Linked DNA regions of Homo sapiens: region 1 is linked to region 2. A link is a loop called in an ENCODE intact Hi-C map of the cell type or tissue named here. Cell type or tissue: dorsolateral prefrontal cortex. All regions are shown on one strand. Each heading gives the region's core, and the rest is flanking DNA. Links, peaks and the distances in the headings are about the cores only. Region 1 has its middle 7.5 kb from the start of RASGRP3-AS1. Region 2 overlaps RASGRP3 (RAS guanyl releasing protein 3).

The links. Peaks named below come from ENCODE experiments on the same cell type or tissue, not always from the same donor. Only the 100,000 strongest peaks of a DNase experiment are listed, where the experiment ranks them.
Region 1: it touches region 2 in a loop (16-fold over the local background); 3 of 110 quality-filtered maps call a loop at or near these places.

Annotation. Positions count from the first base shown.
Region 1 is chr2:33,575,476-33,578,397 of GRCh38, reverse strand. No RefSeq gene overlaps it. Among named protein-coding and RNA genes, the nearest start is that of RASGRP3-AS1, 7.5 kb to the right of the region's middle. In dorsolateral prefrontal cortex, for the core only: no CTCF peak of the experiment used is centred there; a DNase peak (open chromatin) is centred at 1,166; H3K4me3 peaks cover 853 bases; H3K27ac peaks cover 2,361 bases.
Region 2 is chr2:33,504,957-33,507,878 of GRCh38, reverse strand. The region is part of intron 1 of RASGRP3 (RAS guanyl releasing protein 3); the gene reads right to left. Among named protein-coding and RNA genes, the nearest start is that of RASGRP3, 30 kb to the right of the region's middle. In dorsolateral prefrontal cortex, for the core only: no CTCF peak of the experiment used is centred there; a DNase peak (open chromatin) is centred at 1,751; H3K27ac peaks cover 2,500 bases.

The DNA of each region.
Region 1 (2,922 bases), core at 136-2,635, 71 kb before region 2:
TATCAAGGCCTTAGTCAACACCAGCTGTATTATCTCTCAAGGTTTAACTGCTTCAGAATTGTTTCTTTTCCAATAGAAACCAATTTATGTGATATGGTGTGGAAGATGATCAATCACAAGTTAACTACACGAATGTCTAACTACAGAGAAATTTGCTTCATTCTAACCCTCAAATAGTAGAAATTAGTGAAAAATTTTGTAATGAAACAAAAAGTAAATTACAACCTAAAAGGATGAGCCAGGGCTTTTTAAAAAATCTCATTTGTAATGATAATGAAATGTAATAAATTTAAATTTTGTGGTGCCACTCTTTTAAGGTTAACACCTTATCAAGTTATTTAAGTGCTTACTCTGGAAAAAATACAAGTAATGGAAAGCATTTTTCCCCTAGATACCTACTGTATAACAAACTAGGGCAATGAAATTTGTACCTATGTTAAAATTTGAGAGCAATGGGTGGATGCAACAAATACTTGACTAACAATTCATGTAAATTACCAGGAAGCAGCCTGGTACACTAGCCACGTAATGTTGAGCAAGTTATTTAACCCATGATATTCCAATCTCTAAAGTGAAAGTATCCCACCTTCTTAGAAGAGCTGGGAGGATTAAATGTGATGATCCGTATAAAATACCACAATGTATAGCACATAATATACACTCAGTGTTTACTATCAATACAGAGGTAACTAATATTCAGGAACTTCCTAAGCACAATCTTAGGGAGAAATCTCTTTACTCCTCCTGTTTCAGATTTGGAACAAATGTTGCAGAGAAGGGCATAGCACTCAATTATTTCCCCTTCCTACAACTTGAAAACAGCCTAAGATATCCTGAGTACCCAGACATAAAGAATCTATGATGGGCAATCGGCTATGCATCTTTTTGCTTTTTTTTTTTTTAAACTGTACAACATGATGTTCAAATTTGCTTTTGTATTCTAGCTTTTTTTCTAATAAATGGTTTTCCATAGTATTCAGTGTGTGACTGTGTAGAATAGAGCTGCTCTGTAAGAGCATTGTTAAGGACAACAAAGGGAGTGAGCTGAAGATTGGGCGACTTCGCTCATTGGCTCATGTTACAGATTTTTTCTTTCTTTTTTTGAGACAGAGTCTCGCTCTGTCACCCAGGCCGGAGTGCAGTGGTGCTATCTTGTCTCACTGCAACCTCTGCCTCCCGGGTTCAAGAGATTCTCCTGCCTCAGCCTCCTGAGGAGCTGGCACTACAGGCACGTGCCACCACGCTGGCTAACTTTTTGTGTTTTAGTAGGGACAGTTTTTCACTGTATTGCTAGGATGATCTCGATCTCCTGGTGTCGTGATCCACCCGTGTCGGCCTCCCAAAGCGCTGTGATTATAGGTGTGAGCCACCATGCCCAGCCACAATTCTTTTTATGTCCCTTTAGAACATTACCTCTCATTGGTCACACTTTTATTTTCCCATCAAAAACAAAATAGGCTGGGTGCAGTGAGTCATACTTGTAATCCCCGCACTTTGAGAGGCCAAGGTTGGAGGATCACTTGAGGGCAGGAGTTCAAGACCAGCCCAGCCAACATAGCAAGACCCCATCTCTAAAAAAAAAAAAAAAATTTTTTTTTTTTTAATTAGCCAGGCATGGTGGCACATGCCTGTAGGCAGGAGGATCGCTTAGGCCCAGGAGTTTGAGGCTGCAGTGAGCTATGATTGTGCCACTGCACTCCAGCCTTGGCAACAGTGAGAACTTGTCTCTAAAAAATAAAAACACGGCCGGGAGCGGTGGCTCACCTGTAATTCCAGCACTTTGGGAGGCCGAGGCAGGCGGATCACCTGAGGTAGGAGTTCGAGACCAGCCTGGGCAACATGGCGAAACCCTATCTCCACTAGAAATACAAAAATTAGCCGGGCATGGTGGTGTGCACCTGTAATCACAGCTATTTGGGAGGCTGAGGCAGGAGAATCGCTTGAACCTGGGAAGGGGAGGTTTCAGTGAGCCAAGATCAGGCCGCTGCACTCCAGCCTGGTTAACAGCGAGACTCCATCTCAGAAAAATAAAAATAAAAAATAAAAACACAATAAGAAGATAGAATGATGCCTATGATTTAGCATAGTGTTTTCCAAAATGGAATAAGGAATAGTGCATGAAGTCACTGCAAGAGATATGCTGCTAAGTCAAGTAAATTTAAGCAAGGGAATCGGTTTCTAGATCATCTTCCACAGTTACTTTTTCCCAAAACTAGCTGAGAAAACAACTTTTCCCAATTTACATAAAGAAGGCATTCTAACCCTTTAAATCCTTTTGTATTGTATGTATTTCCCTTAAGGATCAAATTGACCTGTCTGGGGATATTCTGAATTCAGACCAACTAAAACAATATAGGTTAGTGATGTGGGTTGTTTTCAATATAACCAAAATATTTTATGAAATCCAAATCTATTAAGATAAACTAGATAAAATAGGTAAACTGATACATGACTTCTTTCACATTCAGTGACCTCTATGCAATAAGCTAGTTAAAACCTATGCTATCAAATCATGTCATGAAATATTTATTCCAATCACAGTCAATGCTCGTTTCATCTTATTGCGAACAATAAACATTTAAATTTATGATGAAATATTTTGTATATAAACTTTAAAACAATCAGGTAAGCACAAGGGCTTAAAGACCACTAATTTGGTAAATGCCTTCATGTGTGTCTGAGGGATACTTCATTATAATGCACTGTCCCAGACCAGAGAGGGGTTTCTCTGAATATGGTATCCCAGATCAACCTTTTTCAGACTATAAGCTCTACCATTTTCTGTGATAGAACACCACCTTCGAAGTCATTTTAGCTACAGGAAAAATAAGAGTGATGGAAAGAGGAATGTATTAGGAGTTTTTAAAGGCTTCTTGTCTCAGTTCTGCTAATAACTAGTTCTGGGTTTTTCTATTTCGTTAA
Region 2 (2,922 bases), core at 207-2,706:
ACAATCTATTCTCCATTCTGCAGCTGAAAGAATCTTTTAAAAATCCAGATATGGGCCAGGCACGGTGGCTCACGCCTGTAATCCCAGCACTTTGGGAGGCTGTGGCGGGTGGATCACTTGAGGTCAGGAGTTCGAGACCAGCCTGGCCAACATGGTGAAACCCCATCTCTAATAAAAATACAAGAAGTAGCCAGGCGTGGTGGCACATGCCTGTAATCCCAGCTGCTTGGGAGGCTGAGGCAGGAGAATCGCCTGAACCTGGGAGGTGGAGGTTGCAGGGAGTCGAGATCCTGCTACTGCACTCCTGCCTGGGCAACATAGAGAGACTCAGTCTCAAGAAAATCATTTCTCTCCCATCCTTTGACTTGATCCAAAATATTACATTCTGGTAACTACCACCAGAGCCACCTTTCCTATGATCCCCACCTTCCCCACTAGGCTTTCTGCATCTCTGCCCCACCACTCACACTCTCCAGTGCTCTCATTAACCGAGTCTTGCTCTGTCACCCAGGCTGGAGTGCAGTGGTGTGATCTTGGCTCACTTCAACCTCTGCCCCCCACTTTCAAGCAATTCTCCTACCTCAGCCTTCCGAGTACCTGGGATTACAGGCACGCACCATCATGCCCAGCTAATTTTTGTATTTTTAGTAGAGATGGGGTTTCACCATGTTGGCCAGGATGGTCTGAATTCCTGATCTCAAGTGATCTGCCCACCTTGGCCTCCCAAAGTGCTGGAATTACATGTGTGAGCCACTGTGCCTGGCCTCAGTTGACTATATTTGAAATTATTTGTTTATTTCTGCATTGGTCTTGTTTCTGTTTAAATTTTCCTTCTCATTCCTTTTAAGTTCACTATTCTGTTCTTTGAATTTTTCTTTCTATTTTATTTTCTTCAATCAGGTGTTCTTCCCAGTGTGCTCCACCAAAGTCATACTGTCATCACTGTCAAACTTGTTTCTATCACAAACCTACTGGGATAGTATGAATATAAGAAATGGGCCTGGTGCTTATGGCAAAGTTCATTCATTGTAAATGGACCACAACTGATGACACGAAGACTAAAATCCCCCATATTTATGGATGGTGAGGCAGTATCTCCAAAGGTTATTTAACAATGACAGTAGGAAGGAGCCACACTTAATACTGTAATTTTCAACTCTAAAAGAAATTTTTTGTCCTTCTTGCATTGGATGTGTTTATTTAATGTGATAATAGGATTTTCCTAGATTTAAAAATTTTTGTTGTCTGTTTTATCCTGAAAAGAGATTTCACTAAGTTAATGGGGAATTAATAATCAACATTGTCCTGGATTTTAGAAAATGAAGTAATAACAGCATCTAAAAATACCATTTGTTGGTCGCAACGTAATGTGACAGATATAATGTTGGGAAAATTGCCTATGTTATCTTTCAATCTTTTAACACCCCGAAAGCTAAGGTCTTATTATCTCCATTTCATGGATAAGGAAATTGAGGCCTAAAGAAGTTAAATTACTTGTCCAGTATCATGTTACTAGTTAAGTTGCAAAGCCAAGTCCAACTCCAAAAATTTATGTTTTTCTACTACCCACAAAAATTTTAGCTGTTGTTAAGGCCTGCCCATTAGATCAGTTTCTAGACATTGTCCAGAACAAAGGTTTGTTATTCTCTGTGTTTGGCTGGTAAGCATTCTATCACTGGCCCTATTGTCTGAAAATGAATAACGTTCACTATTACAGCAAGCTTGGCAACTCAGGGAATCACTGGTACCAAGTACTGAACAGAAGTCAATAACCAGCTCAGAGCTCATCTCACAAGGCCTTGTTGCATTTTCTGCTAACAAGTAACAAAGCTTAACTGCATTTTATTTATGTTTTCTTGGTTACTGGTATTGAATATTGGCAACCAAACCAACATATTTACAGCTACCTGACATAAGTTGAACAAGAAATGAGAATCTTAGAGAAGCTTTAGTAATAAATACCATGAAATTCCAAAGTCCCACCAAGGGGGTATTCTCCTAGCATTTGGCTGCAGCCGAACATAGCAGGGAAATGATATATATACATGCTAGACACCTGCAGTTGGATGGCTTCCAGATGGACACATTCAGCCACATTGAAGGATTATGACCTACTATGGCAACTCGAGTGTTCACTTTCCAAATAATGCCTCAAAGTTAAGACCCAGAACTAGGAAACTTGAGCCTCAGAAGTTAAAATTTTAAACTTCGGGAAAATCATTTTTTTAAAGATCAATATTTTCTTCTCTCAAAAATACCAATATTGTATTCCGAAGAATCCTGCTGGCATGGTGGCTCACGCCTGTAATCCCAGCACTTTAAGAGGCTGTGGGCGGATCACCTGAGGTCAGGAGTTCGAGACCAGCCTGACCAACATGGAGAAACCCCGTCTCTACTAAAAATACAAAATTAGCCGGGAGTGGTGGCTCATGCCAGTAATCCCAGCTACTCAGGAGGCTGAGGCAGGAGAATCACTTGAGCCCGGGAGGCAGAGGTTGTGGTGAGCCAAGATCGCGCCATTGCACTCCAGCCTGGGTAACAAGAGCAAAACTCCATCTCAAAGAAAAAAAAAAAAAAAATCCTGTCTGCGGTCCTAATGCTCTGGAAGTACCTGGTCTCAAATTCCCTGAAATAAAGTCACATTCCCTTACTCCTTTGTTGTTCCACTTAATTCTGAGTGGATTTGATGCTGATAATAATGGTGGTGGTGGTGGTGGTGGTGGTGATGATGATGATGATGATGGTGATGATATGGAGGAGGAGGAAGAGGAGGAATCATTTAGGTGCTCTTCATGTTGGTCACAGTGTTGATATTTTTCCCCAACAAACTCTGGGAGGCCAGGCTCCTCCCAAACAATCCAGCAATAACTAAAATGTGGCTAAATCTTGCTTTTTACTTAATTCTCACCAAAAAATGCAATG